Regions from separate parts of the Homo sapiens genome. Here region 1 is linked to region 2. Evidence: read pairs that join two places in POLR2A ChIA-PET (ENCODE). Cell type or tissue: PC-9. All regions are shown on one strand. Links, peaks and the distances in the headings refer to the core of each region. The heading gives the core; the rest is flanking DNA.

Evidence for each region. Peaks named below come from ENCODE experiments on the same cell type or tissue, not always from the same donor. Only the 100,000 strongest peaks of a DNase experiment are listed, where the experiment ranks them.
Region 1: POLR2A ChIA-PET joins it to region 2 with 22 read pairs; 3 of 35 experiments call an interaction of 5 or more read pairs at or near these places.

Annotation. Positions count from the first base shown.
Region 1 is chr10:73,867,259-73,877,194 of GRCh38, forward strand. It overlaps CAMK2G (calcium/calmodulin dependent protein kinase II gamma), which reads right to left and starts at 7,297. Exons shown (of 23, transcript NM_001367534.1): 1 at 7,139-7,297; 2 at 5,731-5,825. The coding sequence starts at 7,203. RefSeq lists silencers at 6,690-6,749, 7,010-7,179, 7,240-7,399, 7,410-7,689 and an enhancer at 7,910-8,019. In PC-9, for the core only: CTCF peaks have their summits at 5,346 and 5,563; DNase peaks (open chromatin) are centred at 4,943 and 7,283; H3K4me3 peaks cover 4,383 bases; H3K27ac peaks cover 4,867 bases.
Region 2 is chr10:74,126,828-74,136,763 of GRCh38, forward strand. AP3M1 (adaptor related protein complex 3 subunit mu 1) reads right to left here. Exons shown (of 9, transcript NM_012095.6): 3 at 9,805-9,936; 4 at 7,200-7,337; 5 at 3,080-3,165; 6 at 2,281-2,414. Among named protein-coding and RNA genes, the nearest start is that of AP3M1, 19 kb to the right of the region's middle. In PC-9, for the core only: no CTCF peak of the experiment used is centred there; no DNase peak of the experiment used is centred there.

The DNA of each region.
Region 1 (9,936 bases), core at 873-8,872, 260 kb before region 2:
TATAGCGAAAAGGCCCTCAATCAGCTTTGACAGAGAAAATCCCCAAGGGGTCACTAGCAAGCCCCAAGAAGGCAAGGCTCTGCCTGGGGGCACTCTGGCTGCTCTCAAGGGCCAGAAAAGGGTCAGCCGTCTGTTCTCCATGCCCCCCGGCAGGGCTCCCGGTGCCTGCAGCCTTTGCCCACTGTTTTGGTGACATTTCCTTCATGGTAACCAGCCCCAAGTAAAACATCCCAGGAAGCAGCCCCTAAAAATAGCTCCTCCCAGGGCAGCAGCAAGCAGGGGGGAAGGGAAAGAAAGGGAGGAGAAAAGAGGGGAGCAGATGGGAAGCTGCGGCTGCTGCTGATAGGGCCCAGGAAGCGGAGATGGTGTTGGGGAGGAGTGGCTGGAAATCTCCCCACCGCACAGCCCAGAGAGGTGGGTACAGACGGGAATGGGGCCTCAGCCAGCAACGAGGAGGGATTTGCTCCACCAGGCTTGGAGCTTGGGGCCTAGATGGAGAGGTGTGAGGTGATATGCCAAGATTCATCACAGGAACAAAGTATCCAGAACCTGTGTTTTAAAGAAAGGCGCCAAGGAGTGGGTGGAGGCCACACGGCCTGAGGACGCTGGGTCTGAGCCCTGGCAAAGTCATGGGCACCTGCAGCACAAAACCAAAAAAGAAAAAAAAGACCCCAGACAAAGCTTTTGTGCTTTGATTTCCCCAGCGGTCCTGCGGCAGATCTGTCTGGCCATGGGTAGGTGACAAAGGGGCTCTGCAGAGAGGCATTCAAGAGGTGCAAAGTGCCCATCTCCTCCTGTCACCACCCTTTTGGCACCCATGGGATCAGGCCCTTGTTGGTCTGCCAAAGCTGTTCAGAGAGCAGCAAGCATACAGATGGGAGCAGGAATGGTCACACCCAGCCTCCCCTTCCCTATCTCCAGTCTCAGCAGAGAATGGGGTCAGCCACTCACCTCTAGGGTTTCAGCACAGCTTCGAACAAGGGTATGGTGACAAGGGACCAGAGGAAGCAGCAGGAAGAAGGCAGGGGCCTCCCTGACAGGACAGGGCAACCTTCCCACCTCCATCCCCACACCATGATGCAGCACCCCAAGTCACTCTAGGAAGACAGGTGGGAGGGGAGGGGGACAGGCCAGTGTTGTGTGTGCTAAGGCCCACAGCTCAACGTGACCGCGTGACAAAAGCCGCCTGGCAGAAGCCTTTGCACAGAGGGACCTGCAGTCGGCTTCCATCCCTTCAGGAGAGAAAGTAGAGGCGCTCCATCACTGATATGCAGGATGCCCATTTCTCTGTTTACAGAAATTGGCCTGTTTTATCCTCAGGAGGAAAGCATGGTTTCGCACACAGCCTCCTTAAATGCTTCCTCGAGGCCTGTGTTCCAGTGCTGTGTGGATTTCTCTTCCTTCTCCCACTCCCTGCATTACTGCTTCCCCCTCCCTTCTCTTTCCCTCACTTCACCCAGATCCTTAACAGGAAAGTCTCACTTGGAGATACCACAGGGGACACAAATGTCATGGGGGCTACTCAGGCCAACACTAAGGGGGCGGGGACTCTCAGCTGGCACCATCCAGGGGATCCCATTTCAGTCCCCAGGGCCAGCTGGACCCAGAAAGGGACAGCCTTTACCCTTCTGGTGGCCAACATGCCACAACCCGAGCCACCCAGCTTGCCGCAGCCTCAGACACAGACACCCCAATCCCGAGGCCCAGAACGAGGCCCCTAATCACAGAACAGCCCATGTGCACAGATGGCCACATAGTGGCAGACACACAATCTGGAGAAGGATGGGCCAAGGTGTGTCTGTTGAATTCCAGAGGGCATGGCAAGAGCAACTGTTGTTGCAGATTTTAGGTGGCATCTCTTAAAGAGTGGCTCATGCCTCACCTGCATGAAATTCACTGGAGCATGTGTTAAAAATGCAGATTCTGCAGCTCCACCCTAGACCTCCTAAAGCAGAATCTCTGTGGCTAAAGCCCAGAAGTCTGTATTTTTTAAACTAGTACTCAGGGTGATCCTTACGCACACTAAAATTGAAAATCACTACCTGGAAGAGATCCCAACAGTGGCCCTATAGTGCCATTTAGTGACAGGGAAGGAGGAATCATCAGCTAAATGTCTGCCTACATCTCCCACTCTGCCTTATGCCCCAAGCACAGGTCTTTATCCTCATCTGTCCTCTCTTCCAGCAGCCGTATCAGGTCTGCAGCTTGGCTCCCTGGATCAGAAAGGGAGGACCCAAGTCTGTAGCAGGGTACAAGGGCTCTGGCAACTTGACTCTGAGTTTCCTAGGAGCCAAAGCCAAAAGGCAACCATGATTGGTTACATAGTCCTCTTGACCCATTCATTTAATGTGTATGTGGCTGGCATACGTCAGGCACTTCGCTAGGGCCTGCCCATGCAGAAGTATAGAAACACATAAGGACCCTTCCCTCACCTCTCAGGTCCTCACAAAGAGGAAAGCTTTTGCTTACATTTAGCTTCAAAAGAAATTTCTTCACACGGAATGTACAGATTAAATAAATATGTTAAAGTATTATAACAGATTTCAAAACACTGTTTCCGGTAGCATCTCTTAGTAAGGCCAAGGGCATTACCCCAGTATCTATCTTGGTAAAAGCAACTGGAATCCAGATAAATGGTACATATACAGAAGTTTCTTGTGATGCTGATTGTTTTAGGGATAAATCCTAAACGACGTAGAAGAAAGGACCATTTGCCCTTCAACTGTAGTAATATGGGGGAAATGCTTTGGATATAAGCAAAGAGAGCAGGATATAAAATGTTATGCTCCACGAGGTGAAAATCTGTATGCATATGAATAAAGATAAGAAGGGAATATGAAGATTTAAAAATAAAAAAAGACATAAGGGCTCAGGCTCCTTGAGGGGGGTGCTCTTAAATCTTAAAATAACGACTTATCATTGCCATCACCTGGCCCACTAGCTCCTGCATCCAAGCCTATTTTAAATGCCTCCTTCGGCCTAGTGGAGCTAAGCTTGGAACCATGGGCTCCCTTAAGAGCCCAGCTCCACTCCTATCACGGTTCTGAAGCAAACGGAGTGACGTTATGTGACTTTCAGTGACTTTATGTAGACAGGCCCGCAGACAAAGACAGTGCTCAACGCATATCCGCATGAACTCCCCACCTTGCAACCTAGCCGCCAATGTGGGCCTCTGAGGCCACAGTGACAAGACACAACAGCCCAAAAGAAGGCTTCCTGTCTCGATTGGACCCCCCCAGAAGAACAGGTGATCCCTCTCCCTGACTCCTAGCCACCTCACCAGGGATGCCAAGGAGAAACAGCTCTATACCCTCTTTTTATCTTTTCAGTTTGTAGCCCAGAGAATCACAAACAAGAAAGACAGGAGGCAGGAAGACCCAGTGAACACAGCAAGCCCCTTCAGACCTTCACAGATGACCCTGGTGGGCCCACGACATTCCCAGACACAGAAATCCAACACCTGCGGAGACCTAGGCAGACAGCGATGAGTGAAACCCAGCTCCAGTGGCTGCACCTTTATAAAATATATAGTGTAAACTGAGAGTCTGCAGGGAAGCCATGGCCCTCACTCCCTAACCCCATGGGAACCAGCCCATGGCTACCCTGGCCCAGATCTCTCCAGGAGTTCACATCTCCCATGCCCACACCTATAGTCCAGCCCCACCTTGTTCCCTCCATCTCCAAGACAGCCCCTTTCCACTTTCCCACCTCCACACAGTACTGGCTGGCACTTACACATTCTGACCCCTCTGGCTGGCATCTGTGCCTATCATCTGTGCCTCTGTCCCAAAGTCAACCTGGCACATGAGGCCACACAACAGAGCCCAGTCTTGGCATATCCATCTTGGGAGAGGGGGAGTTGCTGTCTGAAGCATATACTTTTACACAAGAATCCTCTTCTTGAGGGGAAAAAAAAAAAAATCAACGAGAAATCAAGTCTCATCCAGTTTGGCCAGGGAAAGATATCCATTGGGAAAGATGGGACAAGGTTAAAAGGAGGTGAGGAAGGGAAAGGGAGGCTATCACACAGGTCATGGAAATTTACGCAGGTAGGGAAGGAGTAGGAAATGAAAGCCCCAGTCAGGCAGCTGCAGGAAGTCACCACATCACCTATCCTCACATCCCAGAATTCGGCTCCCAGCCATCTCTCCTTCTCTTACCCATGGGTCAGAGGACACTGGTGAGATGAAGAGAGCAAAGCATTGCATCATCAACTGGAGACACCAGATGCCAGCCCTGTTTCTGATGCACCAGGGCTCTGCTGTGTGGGCAAGAGAGGTATCCAGCCTCAAGCCATTGTTCCTGCCTGCACCTTCCATCCTTGGCCAGAGGATGTCTGCCAGAGAGCCCAGCCCCTGTTGTCCCCCCCACCCCCACTCCAGGGTATCTGACTGCCCACATATCTCTATGGCAACCATCCTCAGACTCAAGGTACCCAGAGAGAAAGAAAACAAACAAGTCCAACTTTATAGGCAATGTACACGAACAGCAAGAGATGGAGCTGGATGGGAGTCAGCAATTAGTGCCCTACTAGAGGGATGGAGAGAGAGTCCCCAGTCAGGGAGTGGACACGGCCCTGCTAAACAGGTCCCAGAACAACTGCCAACACGACAGAAGCCCGTGGAATTGTAGAGCTTCTCTAAGCATTTGGGACATCTATTATGTCTCTTATCCCAGAGAAACCCGTGTCATTATTGGCCAAAGCCCATGTCTTCCCCAGGGCATGTGTCCTGGCTCCTAATATATTTATGGCATCCTACTGCCCAGCCCTAATTCCTTTCTCTGAGTTTCACAACCTTTGTCCCCCAGCTGCACCCTGCAGCCCTCCGAGATCTGACCTCTGTACTCACCAGACCTGTTCCCAGAGCACTTCACACATTGCTGGGTCTACACCTATCAGATGAGGTGAGTTTGGCAAGTACCCAATAGGAAGTTCAGAGAGTGTAGGTTCAAGGTGTGAAAGACAGGCCCTGACCCTCCAAGCCTCAGGTACTTGGGAGGATCTCGCAAGTGAGGCCCCAAGGCCTTGGCCTTTATGCTCCTCAGACTCGGAGGCAGTGCAGTTCCTGCCCAAACCGGGCCTTTGGGATTTCTAGACCATGAGGCATCACCCTCCACCCAGGACAGACTACATCTGCTGCTGCACCACCAACTTTGTAATTTGATCAAAAAAGCAATCAAGTTCATCTGGCAGAATTTGTTCCTGAGAAGCCCTCGCCAGTAGCAGCCTCCCCTGATGTTTACAGATTCCCTTCCCTTGGGAGTCTGTTCTGCCGCCTGGTGGGCAGGGGAGGCTGGCTTTGTCAGAGCTGCTCACTTACTGCATTTCCATCCTAAGTCACCACTGGGGCACAGGGACCAGGAAAGGCCTGCAGTAGCCACCACTGCCCCAAAGGGAGAGGCTCCAAATGCCCCAAATTAAGAGCTCCCCATTCTGTACCACCCACTACCCCCATATCCTCCACCTCCCTGAAGACCGAACTCCCTTGAGCCTTTGGGGGCCACTGCAGCTACTTGCATCTCTTCCTTCATTCTTTTGTACCTGGGCGCTTCCAGTCCCCCATGCAACTCCTTTTCTGGCTTCAGCCTGACACAAAGTCCAACCAGTCTGAAATTCCAACTCCTCTCCAAGTGCTAAAACGCACAACCCCCAATTCCTGGGGCTTCCTCAAAAGAAACCATGGCCCCTGGAGGCACCCTCAGGAAGAGGTCAAGACAGGGAACACTCACCCCGGGCAGACAACTTCTTGGTATTGATGATTTTTGCTGCGTACTCCTGCGTGGAGGTTTTCTTCACACACCTGCGGACCACAGAGAAAGCACCCCTGGAGGGAGAAGGGGAAAAGAACTGGGACACGGAGCAGGGCAGAGTGACACAGACACACTTCAAGTCTGGGGACGATGATGCTCCCACCACCAGACCTCTAGTCACACTCACGTACATGCACACACACCGGCGCTGTGACCACCACCATCCAACATGAGGCAAAAGGACGCGGCCACCGCAGGACACTGAACAGATGTGGGTGGCGTGCCGCGCTCCCACCCCCTCATCCAGTCCCTGGGCAAGGCAACAGCCTCCACCTCAGGCTGCACATCAGGAGCGGGTGGGCGATGCTGAAAACACACACCTGCTGCATCTCAGACAGCCCTGCGGTCCCGGCCAAGAGAACCAGGGCAGAAGGGAGCAGAGAGACCCTGCCCTTCTCTCAGCAGGAACAGTTGAAGGTCGGGGAAGGAAAGATTAAAAAGAGGGTATCATCCCCTGAAAGAGAAATCTCCCTCAACCATGGGGCAAAGTGAGGCTCAAACCCCCCCACAGCCGGTTTCATCTCACTGCATCCCGGCTCAACTGACAGCAAGGGAAGAGAGGACACAGTCAGACATCAAGAACTCCCCTTCCCATGCTATTTTCCTTGACGTCCCCGTCAAACGGGAGCTCGCACTCTGAGCTCTGGAAACGTCTGGGGGGGCGGGCGGGGCGGGGGCTGCAGTGGCCGGGCTCGGCGCCGCGGGTGGGGGTGGGGGGCCGGGGCTGCTGCAGCGGCCAGCTCAGTGCGGAGGGGAGGGGGATGCTGAGGCTGCGGCGCGGCTCCCGGGACCACTGCAGGGGTGGGGGGAGGGGACGGGGGTGCCGCAGCACTGCCCAGCCGCGGGGCTGGGAGCCTGGAGCGGCACCCGCGGGGGGCGGGGCCGGGCGCCAAACAGCCCCCCCACGCCCGGGCTCCGCAGCAGAGCTAGGGCTGCAGGGCTGGGGAGGGTCCTGAGTGCGAGGCGCGTGGGACCTGGGTTCAGGGTGCGGAGTGAGCAACCGGGCAGCGTTGGGAGGTGGTCGGGAGGGGGGCGCCTGAAGGGTGCGGAGGGGCGGGGCTGGAGGGCACCCGGGAGCGGTCCGGGGTCTGCGGTGTCCGCGGCGGCGCGTGGGGAGCAGCGGCCCCGCCAGTTGCTGCAGGGCGCGGAGGGGGATGCGGGGCAGTGCGCGGGGGGCGCGGGGACCGAAGGCGGCGGGCGGGAAAGGCGGGGGTGGGGCGGCCGAGGGGGAGCCGCAGCGGCCGGTGCAGGGCCGGGGGGCGGGGCGAGAAGCCGCATAGCTCCCGGGCGGCAGGGCAGGCAGGGGACCGCGGCGGGCGGGCCGTACTTGCCAAGCTCCTCGAAGAGCTGGTAGTCGTCGGTGAAACGGGTGCAGGTGGCGGTGGTGGCCATGCTGGCGGGCGGGCGGACGCGGCGGTGCAGCCCGCGCCGACGTCGGTGCACAGTCACCGCCGCCCGGCCGAGGGAGCAAGAGGAGGAGACGGGGCTGAGCCCGGCAGCACCGCGAGACTTTACCGGGGAGAGCGAGGGAGGGAGGGACACCCCCGCGCCGCCCGCCCCGCCCCGCCCCCAGGCCCCGCCAGTCCCCCCCCCCGCCCGGCCCCCGGCCCGCCCCCGGGGAGGGGCCTCCCGCCGCCGGCCCCGCCCCGCCCCGGAGCCGCCCTCGCTGGGCCAGGCGCGCGGGGCAGCCGAGGGGAGGGGGTCCCCGCTCCGGGCCACCTGTCTGGGCAGACGGAGCTGGAAGGTTCGCGACTTATGGGCTTGTCCCGGGGCGGACCCCGCGCGGGCTCGGGAACGTGCATGCGAGGGTGCATGTGTTAGGAGTGTAGGAGTCTGGACCACTGACCTCTCTGGACGGGTCCTACACGCGGGTCCCGAGCCCCCAACCGGGCTCCTAGCACGTGGGGAGAGAGCCAAGGTCAAGGAGCCTGTGCCAGGCTGCACGCCCGGGAGGCGCCCCCAGCCTGCGCAGAGCCAGCTGCCAGCCGCCTTCCCTCTGGGAGCTGACAGTCTAGACTTGCGCAAGCACCAGGGCCATTATTAGAAAGAAACCCTTCAGGCGCGGGTTGATCAGGGAGACCAGGCCAGGGGCAAGGATACAGGTAGGACTCTGCCTTCCTGCACCATAACTGCAGAGATGAAAGAGTATTCTCTATCCGGCCAGAAATGAAAGGGGTGAAGTAGGAAGACTTGAAAAGGCTTTGTGCAGTGGGGGCTAGAAGAGAAAGTGGAAGAAAGGGGAAATCCCCATTTTCTTGCAAGGCACCCTCGTACTTTTATTTTCTGGCACCTACCACATTTTGTAGTGATGCATTGACTGGTATAAGGGGCAGTAGAGCTATCTCATAGCTGTCTAAGCGTGAACTTGCATCAAACTGCCTGGATTGGATTTCTAGGCAACTCACTGATCAGCTCTGTGACCTGGGGTAAGTCACTGAATCTTTTTTTTGAGACGGAGTCTTGCGCTGTTGCCCGGGCTGGAGTGCAGTGGTGCGATCTTGGCTCACTGCAGCCTCCACCTCCTGGGTTCAAGCGATTCTCCTGCCTCAGCCTCCCGAGTAGCTGGGATTATGGGCGCGCGCCACCACGCTCGGCTAATTTTTTTGTATTTTTAGTACAGACGGGGCTTCATTATGTTGTAGTAATGAAGTATGTATGTAGTACATACATGAAGTAATGAAGTATGTATGTAGTACAGAGGTGGCTTCATGAGCCACCTCGCCCGGCTGGGAACAATAATATTACCTACCTCATAGGCCTGTCAGCATTAAATGGTCTAAGGCACTTAGAATAGTACTTGGTGCCTAATTAGAACTACATTTGCTGGGCCGGGCGTGGTGGCTCATACCTGTAATCCCAGCACTTTGGGAGGCTGAGGCGGGTGGATCATGAGGTCAGGAGTTCGAGACCAGCCTGGCCAACATGGTGAAATCCTGTCTCTACTAAAAATACAAAAACTAGCTTCCCGCTGAATTGTAGGCTCCAATAAAGCGGGGCCTCTGCACCTTTTGTTCACCATTGTACACTCAGCCCCTGACCCTCAGTAAATATTTGTGGGATGGCAGAGGGAGATACCATCCCTTCTCCTGTCCCCACCATCACAAGTTGGTGGGACAGAGGCACATAACTGTCTTGATGGGGGACAAACAGGCTGGGCAGGTTCCTGACCTGCCTGGGCAGCTGTCCCCTGAGGCTGAGGCCAGCCCCAACTGGGCAGGGTGGAGCTCAGCCAGAGGCTGCCACTCAGTCTTGATTACAGCAGGACGCCCACTGGGAGTCGGGTCTCCCTCGCCAGCAGGCTCGCTCTGCCAGAGGAGGGGGCTGAGAGGTGTCCCAGCCTCCCAAGCTGCCTCCCTGAGGGGTGGGTGGGGCAGAGCTCTCCAGGAGTGCTCCCCTCCTGTCCTGACCCAACAGCCCTGAGAGCTGCTTTGGGAACCAGACTGCCCAGTAGGGGTGATTAGGGAATGGGAGGGCATGAAGCCCTAAAGGAAAAGCATTAGCAGTTCTCTTGGGAGAAGGGTAGAGAGGGCCAAGGGAAAGGGTAGCAGTGCCAGAGCACCATGCCCTACCCCTCCCCAGGGCAACAGGAGGTAAAGTGGAGAGTAAGGCCACTTCCTATCTCAAAGCACCTGGGTGAGAGCCAGGTCCCAAGTCCCAGTGTGGGGTAGGGCAATGAGATTGCATACATGGGGATGCCAGTAAGTGTTGAGTTTCTGTCATCCATCTCCAAAGCAGAAGCAACTTTGAATATCAGTTGATCATCAATGTGCCCTTCCTAAGTGCTCAAGGCAACTTGCTTCCTGACCTCCAGGCTGATACTTGAAACTTTCTATTCATGAATGGAAGGTGGAGTGGAGGAGACCCTGAGAGGTCAGAACAAGCACAGAGGAGGGCTGCCATGGAGTCCCCTAGGAGTATCCTGGGGCAAATGTAAAACAGGACTACAACCCTGACCAGTCTCATGTGCCTGCTGTGAGAGGAACATCATCCCGACTGAGGGGAGGGTTCAACACTAGGTGTTTTGGGGTAACCACGTAAAGCATTTTGCATTGTGTCTCTAGGTAAAAGGAAGAGTGATGAGAAAAATATTGGAGTGAAGCCTCAGGGGTGACTCATAGTACTATA
Region 2 (9,936 bases), core at 1,113-9,112:
GGGTGTGGTGGCTCATGCCTGTAGTCCCAGCTATTTGGAAGCCTGAGGCAGGAGAATCGCTTGAACCTGGGAAGCGGAGATTGCAGTGAGCTGAGATCGTGCCACTGCACTCCAGCCTGGGCAAAGGAGCGAGACGCCATCTCAAAAAAAAAAAAAAAAAAAAAAAAAAAAAAAGTAAAAAATAACAATATAACTACAATAAAAATAAAAAGTCAACATGGTATAACAATTATTTACACAGTGTTTACAGTGTACTATCACAAGTAACTTGGAGATGATTTAAAGTATACAGGAGGATGTGCATAGGTTATATGCAAATACTACACCATTTTATGTAAGGGACTCGAGCATCTGCTGATTTTTGCAACCAGTCCTCCAAGGATACCAAGATGGCAGTACCTCTAGAACTGCAGATTCAGTATCTACACAAGGGGGAGCTGAGTACAGCATAATGTTCTTGTACCACTGTGCTGGGAACTGTATACAAATCAAGACAGAAATCTGAAGTTTAATAACAGTATAAACAATTGGGGTGGCTGGGTGCAGTGGCTCACACCTGTAATCCCAGCACTTTGGGAGGCCAAGGCAGGCAGATCACTGGAGGTCAGGAGTTTGAGACCAGCCTGGCCAACATGGTGAAATCCCCTCTCTAATAAAAAAAAAAAATAACAAAAAACAAAAATTAGCTGGGCGCGGTGGCAGGTGCCTGTAATCCCAGCTACTTGGGAGGCTGAGGCAGGAGAATCGCTTGAACCCAGGAGGTAGAGGTTGCAGTGAGCCAAGATCACACCATTGCACTCCAGCCTGGGTGACAATAGTGAAACTCCGTCTCAAAACAAACAAACAAAACAAAATAACATAAAACAAACAAACAAAAACAATTGGGGCAAATGGCCCTAGTTTAAAATGAATTATGATCCCACTGAAAAATAATGTAAAATATGTTTTATATAAATGAAAACAGTTCCTATGTGATAAGAGCCAAGAAACAGGCCAGGCACGGTGGCTCACGCCTGTAATCCCAGCACTTTGGGAGGCTGAGGTGGGCAGATCACCTGAGGTCTGGAGTTCGAGACCAGTCTGACCAACATGGAATAACCCCGCCTCTACTAAAAACACAAAATTAGCCGGGTGTGGTGGTGCATGCCTGTAATCCCAGCTACTTGGGAGGCCGAGGCAGGAGAATCACTTGAACCCTGGAGGTGGAGGTTGCAGTAAGCCGAGATTTCACCATTGCACTCCAGCCTGAGCAACAAGAGCCAAACTCCGGCTTAAAAAAAAAAAAAAAAAAAAAAAAGGAAAAGAAAAGAGCCGAGAAATAATTTCTCTGTTTTTGAGTTCTGTCATGATGTTACTCAAATAACTTTTGGTATTTTCAAGAAACAAACTACCTATAACTCCGATCCCCAATGCTAAATTTTTTTTTTTTTTGAGATGGAGTTTTACCCTGTTGGCCAGGCTGTAGTGCAGTGGTGTGATCTGTCACTGCAACCTCTGCCTTCCAGGTTCAAGTGATTCTCATGCCTCAGCCTCCTAAGTAGTTGAGATTATATAGGCACACGCTACCACGCCTGGCTAATTTTGTGTTTTTAGTAGAGACAGGGTTTCACCATGTTGACCAGACTGGTCTAGAACTCTTGACCCCAAGTGATCTGCCCACATTGGCCTCCCAAAGTGTTGGGATTACAGGAGTGAACCACTGCACCCGGCCCCTCAATGCTAAACAGTTCCTTAAAAACTCAACGCAGAGAAGACGTACTTGAAGCAGGTAAATTGGGGAATGTCCTCACGAACTACAGGTAGGTCTGTCTCCTTGTTGGCCACAAACTCTACAGACTATGGTAAGATTATGGCAATGGTTCATGGTTTTGCCCAGGTTATGCATGGTCCGTTTTGCTCTGCTTGCAAAGTACTCAGCTTTCAGAAGCAGAGCAAAATGGACCATGCATAACCTGAGCAAAGAACCAGTGCCATAATTTGACCATGCATAACCTTGCAAAGGACCGGTACCACAATTTTTGCCCAGGTTATGTATGGTTTGCTTGTTCTTGGCTATAGATTTTACTCTAGTCTCACTTAGTACCACTCTACACTCATACATTCAAAGTATACGGATTATTTTAGGTGCGTATTTTCACCCGTTCTCACTGGGTCTCCTGGTGAGCTATGGTTAAAGTGAGCAGTGATGACCTCAAGTACTCAACTTTCAGAAAGAAACAGGGAAAGGTGAGTTGTACTTGATATGTATGATGGCAGATTCTGGCTGATGCATCAACATACTTTTGTGAGCTGACACGGTATGATATGAGTCGGAAATTTCCATCTGGAGGAATAAATGACAAAACTCTTTCAGATTCCCAACGCTTGAACCGGATGCAGGGGTGAAAGCTGACATCATCCAGAAGCCTAGGGTTCTGCCAGAAAAACAGAAGACAGTCGTTCATAGACTATAATGAATATGGGAACTGTACTCAGATACCTTGACAAATATGTTCCCTGAAGATAAAGCAGTCATGGAAGAGTTTATGACCACATCTACACAACCTTATAGTTTCATAATGCTTTAAAGTTTGTAAATATTTTATGTACATTATTTTATTTGAATTTCAATAACTATAAAGGAGAAAAGGCAAGTAGTATTATTTCCCTTTAACAGATTAAAAAACTGAGGTTCAGAGGACTTAAGGTCAGAGCAAACTGGTGACAACACCAGAAGTCAGTTCTCTTAATTGTTCCTAGCAGTATATCATGCTGACTCTAAAATGATACAAAAGACCAGTGTCCTTTCATATCAGCAAAGCAAATAATTATTCAGTAAAAATGATACTGGATATTTGCAGAAGCCAGCCAGCCAATTTTAAGCCCCTTCTAGCACACTCAGGCAAAGACCTCCCTTAGTCTTTCCACAAAGACCACGCTCATCATGTAAGCGACTGTCTTAGGAAACTCTGCTAGGAATATTTCTGAGATAATCCTTTGCAATCTAAGATGCAAACTTATCTCAATATTTATCATTTCATTTAGTACTTCACATGTATTAGGCATTCAAGGGGCTATAAAACAGGAGAATAAAACTTACCATGAAAGAAAGGGAGAGATCAGGCATTCCAGATAGTTTAATGCAAGCATCAATGACCCCCTGAATTTCTGCAAAGACTGTAGATCCTGAAGAAAGAAAAAAAAAAGGAAGATAACATCAATGGAATATGAGTCTTCACTAGACCTATCACTGTATCTTTTTATTTTTATTTATTGTTTTTAGAGACAGAGTCTTGCTCTGTTGCCAAGGTTGGAGTGCAGTTGTATGATCATAGCTCACTGCAGCCTCACTCCTGGGCTCAAGTAATCCTCCTGCCCTAGCCTCCCAAATAGCTGGGAATATAGGTGCGTGCCATGACACCTAGCCCAACAATCACTACATCTAGAACAATAGAGATACCCTCTGGGTGTCAGATTAACTGAAGCTTTACATCTCTATTAACAGGTCAGGGGACAAGGTCCATACTTAACTCTGGCTGGAATATAATAATAATTCTTTTATTTTTAAGAGATAAAGTCTGACTAGCTAGTCCCAGCTGGTCCCCAGAGTAACTGAGACTACAGGTATGCCACTGTAGAATATAATTTTTTTTTTTTTGAGACAGGGTCTTGCTCTGTCACCCAGGCTGGAGCGTAGTGGTGCTATGATAGCCAGCCTCAACCTCCTGGGCTCAAGCAATCCTCCCACCTCAGCCTCCCAAGCAGCTGGTACTACAGGCATGCACCTCCACGCCTGGCTAATTTTTGTATTTTTTTTGTAGAGACAGGGTCTTGTTATGTTGCCCAGGCTGGTCTCAAACTTCTGGGCTCAAGCAATCCGCCTACCTTAGCTTCCCAAAGTGCTGGGATTACAGGTGTGAGCTACCATACCCAGCCAGAATATGCTAATTCTAAGGAAAATTAAACTGTTTCCTTTATGGAGCCAACCCTGTAAGATGACTGGATATGAGTTTAAAACATTTGGCAGGACGCAGTGGCTCATGCCTGTAATCCTAGCACTTAGGGAGGCTGACGTGGGTAGATTATCTGAGCTCAGGAGTTTGGGACCAGCCTGGGCAACATGGCAAAACCCCGTTTCTACTAAAAATACAAAAAATTAGCCAGGCGTGGTGGTGTGTGCGTGTAGTCCCAGCTACTTGGGAGGCTGAGGCAGGAGAATCGCTTGAACGTAGAAGGCGGAGGTTGCAGTGAGCTGAAACCACAACACTGCACTACAGCCTGGGCGACAATGTGAGACTCTGTCTCAAAAACAAAATAAAACAAACCAACCAAAACCATTTTCAATAGAATTTTATTTTTTTTTAATTTTTTTTTTGAGACGGAGTCTTGCTCTGTCACCCAGGCTGGATGGAGTGCAGTGGCGCTATCTGGGCTCACTGCAAGCTCTGTCTCCCGGGTTCACGCCATTCTCCTGCCTCAGTCTCTCGAGTAGCTGGGACTACAGGCGCCTGCCACCACACCCAGCTAATTTTTTGTATTTTTAGTAGAGATGGGGTTTCACTGTGTTAGCCAGGATGGTCTGGATCTCCTAACCTCGTGATCCACCCGCCTCAGCCTCCTAAAGTGCTGGGATTACAGGTGTGAGCCACCGCGCCCGGCTTCAATAGAATTTTAAAATGTGGCAAGTGTATTATGAAATGGACTAAGTTAACTTTTAAGAAATAGGATCCATAATAGAAAGATATCTCTTTTTTTTTAAGAGACAGGGTCTCCCTCTGCCATCCAGGCTGGAGTACAGTGGTGTGAACATAGTTCACCACAGCATTGAACTCCTGGGCTCAAGCAATCCTCCTGCCTCAGCCTTCTGAATAGGTAGGATTAAGGAAGCCATGCCTAGCTAATCTTTTAAATTTTTGATAGATATGGGGTCTTGCTATGTTGCCTAGGCTGGTCTTGAACTCCTGGGCTCAAGTGATCTTCCTGCCTAAGCCTCCCAAAGTGCTGGGATTACAGGTGTGAGCCACCGTGCCTGGCAAAAATCTATTATTCTATAAGATGGAATGTTATAATGAAAAGGGGACTCATGGAAGAGAAGATATTGACTATAATTCACAATAAGCCATCATTACATATTAACAAGTTGTGTGACCTGGAACAGTTCACTTAACCCTTCTGGGCTTTCCTTATGTGTAAAATAAATGTAAAGGAAGGACTAGATTTTTTTTCTTTTTTCTTTTTTTGTTTTTTTAGAGATGGAGTCTCACTCTGTCACCCAGGCTGGAGTGCAGTGGTGCAATCTTGGCTCACTGCAACCTCTGCCTCCCAGGGTCAAGCAATTCTCCTGCCTCAGCCTCCCAAGTAGCTGGGTTTACAGGCGCCTGCCACCACGCCCAGCTAATTTTTGTATTTATAGTAGAGACGGGGTTTTACCATGTTGGCCAGGCTGGTCTCAAACTCCTGACCTCAAGTGATCTGCCTGCCTCGGCCTCCCAAAGTGCTGGAATTACAGGCGTGATCCACCATGCCCGGCTGCTATTTTTAATAATAAAATTTTACGATTCTTATAGAGTACTATTGTTTTGTCTGGTTAAAAAGATAATCAGATTGGGTGTGGTGGCTGATGCCTGTAATCCCAGCACTTTGGGAGGCTGAGGTAGGTAAACTGATTGAGCCCAGGAGTTCAAGACCAGCCTGGGCAACATGGTGAGACCCTGTCTGTACAAAAAAAACAAATAAAAGTTAGCCAGGCATGGTGGCGTGTGGCGTGTACCTCCTGATTGGCTGGGACTATAGGCTACTCAGGAGTTTGAGGTAGGAGGATCACATGAGCTGGAGGTCAAGGCTACAGTAAGCAGGGACTGCGCCAATGCACTCCAGCCTAGGCAAAAGAGCAAGACCCTGTACTTAAAAAAAAAAAAGAAAGTGAAAAATAATCAGATAGGGGCTTTTACCAGAAGTACTGCACATAATGTAGTAGCAAAAGCATGGTATATAGCAGATTTTCAATAAATGTTAGAAGGAATAAATAGCAAGAGGTAGAGGTACATAGGGTAATAATTGGCTTAAAGTAAGGCATTATGAGTTCTGATTTACATGTTTGGCAGACCTCAACTAGTGGTTATGAAAATTATATGTAACCTATGGGCAAAATAAACAGATTTATGGGCCAGGTGCAGTGGCTCACGCCTGTAATCCCAGCCCTTTGGGAGGCCAAGGCAGGTGGATCACTTGAGGTTAGGAGCTTGAGACCAGCCTGGCCAACATTGTGAAACCCCGTCTCTACTAAAAATACAAAAAATTAGCCAGGGCCGGGAGCGGTGGCTCACGCCTGTAATCCTAACACTTTGGGAGGCCGAAACGGGCAGATCACCTAAGTTCAGGAGTTCGAGACCAGCCTGACCAACGTGGAGAAATCCCATCTCCACCAAAAACACAAAATTAGCTGGGCATGCTGGTGCATGCCTGTAATCCCAGGTACTCGGGAGGCTGAGGCAGAAGAACTGCTTGAACCCGGGAGGCGGAGGTTGCGGTGAGCTGAGATTGCACCATTGCACTCCACCCTGGGCAATAAGAGTGAAACTGCGTCTCAAAAAAAAAAAAAAAATTTAGCCAGGTGTGGTGGCTCATGCCTGTAATCCCAGCTACTTGGGAAGCTGAAGCAGCAGGATCGCTTGAATCCAGGAGGTGAAGGTTCCAGTGAGCCAAGATCATGTGATTGCACTCCAGCCTGGACAACAGTGTGAGACCCCGTCTCAAATAAATAAATAAATAAACAAACAGATTTAAAAATCATCAGATAATGAATGCCTTTCCACCGAAACCATACTGCCAAAGGACTTCAATTTTCTTTTCCTTTCTTCTTCTTTTTTTTTTTTTTGTTGAGACAGAGCCAGGCTGGAGTGCAATGGCATGATCTTGTCTCATTGCAACCTCTGCCTCCTGGGTTCAAGCAATTTTCCTGCCTCAGCCTCCCGAGTAGCTGGGATTACAGGTGCGCGCCACCATGCCCGGCTAATTTTTTGTATCTTTAGTAGAGACAGAGTTTCACCATGTTGGCCAGGCTGGTCTCGAACTCTGACCTCATGTTCCGCCTGCCTTGGCCTCCCAAAGGGCTGGGATTACAGGCGTGAGCCACCGCGCCCGGCCAGGACTTCAGTTTTCTATTCATCTGTGTCAGATGAATTGTTTTTCCCCAAATAAGATGACATGCACACAATTACCTGATTTATCTATAATTGCGTCTATTTCTTCAACAACATCAAAATAGGCTTCATTGTTTGTGTACTTTACCCCTGCCCGACGCCATGGTATGTTGGACAGCTGCCCGGTGGGGAGTGTGTCCCCAACATTACTACTGCCTAGAAACCAAAAAAGGAGAAGGCAAAGCTGATGTATAAAACAGTCATGAGAAAATTTATTACTAGGAAAAAAAAAGCTGCTTCTTCAATGTTTGGATTTTTCTTAATGAAGTTGTGGATGGTCACTAGAATTGTCAGACATATCCATACCAACATGATCAAATTTCTAGAAAAGAAATATAGGCCATGTGGCCCTCTGTCTACCTGCCAAACCAGGTTAAATTTATTTACTTATCTTTTGCCTCCTGTGTGTTAACAGTAATCTAATCTAATTCCAGTGGCTCAACAACAGAATCTCTGCCACTGATGAAAAAAGAGGTTGGTTGTTTCAAAACCTTCTGCCAATAAAATGTCTCCAGTGAGAATACAGAGTTATAACTAGGCCCTTCAGTATTCAACTTTATTTTACATGAGATGCTGCCAAGCACGCCTCAGTGGAGTAAATGGAATCTGGCCTTTTCCTATTTTAAGGTCAGCATACCCATACGGCTGCAATATAGCTAGTATTCAGTATCCAGCTCATTTCCTGGTAAACTGACACATGCCTAAAAATAAGTCTGGTTGTCCAAAACACATATCTTTGAGCTGTGACTTACTTAATATTTTGGTTAATTTATATTTCCCATTCGAAAGTACTACATACTTAACAACAACAAAAAGGTAGAGTTCAGAGAAGTGGTTTAAAGAAAAACACCTGTCTTCTTACTAACAAAATATATCTACCATTAACATTTTTGTTAATATTATGGTATTAACATTTTAATATAATATTAACATTTTGGTATATTTCTTTGAATATTTCCACCACCAGAAGGTTGCATTTTTTTCTATTTTGATAATTTTGGTTTTTAATTGCACTTTAAAATATAGTCGCAATCATACTGTATCTACAATTTTGCAGTCTACTTATGATTGGTGTTCCTACCTGCAACCTATAATCATGTTATCTTCCTGCTCAAAAACGTTCAATGTTTGCTCACTGGCTTTATGATAAAAGCTAAATATTTATCCTAGCTTTGAAGGACTTTCTCTACTTTTTAATTTGATCTCTAACTTCTCAAGTGAAAAACAGTTCTGCTTCTGCTAAAGGGATTAATAAAACTTTAGGTTTTTCTCTTTCATGTGTGTTTTTTTCTCATACAGTTCCACCATGGAGAATGCTCTTATTCCTTCCTCACTTCCTGAATTCTACTGATTTTCCAAGGTGGCCACCCACCACAGTTCAGGAGGGATTACTTCATTAATGGAACCATTCTCTTGAACTTTGTAATACACTATCTAATGAATCTGTTATGTTTTGCATTATATATTTTAGTAACTTTTCTCTGACTATAAAATACATGTTTATTTTGGAAAATTAGAAAGTATAAAGCAAAAATAAATATAATCTGTATTTAGCTGGGTATAATCATTGTAAATACTTTTTTGTCGGAGTGAATATTTATATATAAGAATAATTTTTTTCAGTTTTGTGCTGACTTTTCAATTTAACGTTACATCATGTGTATTTATTTTCCAATGCTATTACTTTATCTGTGAAGTATGGAATTGCTTTTTAAAGTCTTATACAGTTATTTACTTAATTTTTTTTCCAATGTCCCATTCAGAGTATAAGTTTTAGGAGTACAGACACACCATCTTATCTTTCTTTGAATTTCTCCTAACATTCGTCCTTACACAAAGGATGAATAAAGAGCTGCTGAATGATCTTTTTCTTATAGGCCTCTCTCACCTCATTTTTAGGTCAAGGCACTGGACAGGGGTTTACAATGGTTGACAGTGGAGTTGGAGTGGCATATAACATTTCATAGGAATCTTTGTCTAAAAGACTTTAATGCTTTCGAAAGAATATTGGTATCTGGATGTGCCTAATTTCTAGCTACACTCAAGAATTAAACCCAGCTGGAAGCTTACAACACAAGTACAGGCCCACAATGCATGAGATCTCATAAGTAAACTATTTCCTATTTTTTCTTAATACATCTTCTGAATGCATAAAAACAAAGACTTGGAGGAGATTGTAGTACTGTGTGGTTAAGCGTCTTAAATTTTCTATTCTCTAGTAATTGTGGAGTAGCAGCATACCAGTTATGTAATGCTATTTTAAATATTAAAATGCCAGTCTATAAATGGACTAAATTCTCTTCTAAGTGGGCTCATATACTGGCTTCTTTAGGAATAACTGGAACAATTTATTCAGTCTTAGTATTTAGTGTTAAATAATGGTAATAATATTGTTGTGGTGTTTTAGAAAAAAAAAAAGAGTAATAACCAAAAGTTCTTTATCACTTAAGGTCTAGCCTCTTTCCATGAAAATAAATATATAGTACATCCATTTTAACTTTACCAGTAACTTTAATTATGGCCAAATTGTACTACCTTAATAATATGTCAGATCATGAGCAATAATGAGTTGTTTACAAAGTTTTAATTGCTCAGTTACTAGCACAGTATGTTTTCATCTTACCTGTAATAGAGTTGACAACAGAGCGTAGAATTGTTGGTGGTTTAATCAATTCTTTCAAAATGTTAGATTCGGTAGCCAGTGGAAATCCATTGTCTAACATTTCTTCTAAGAGTTCATATACTATGACCACAT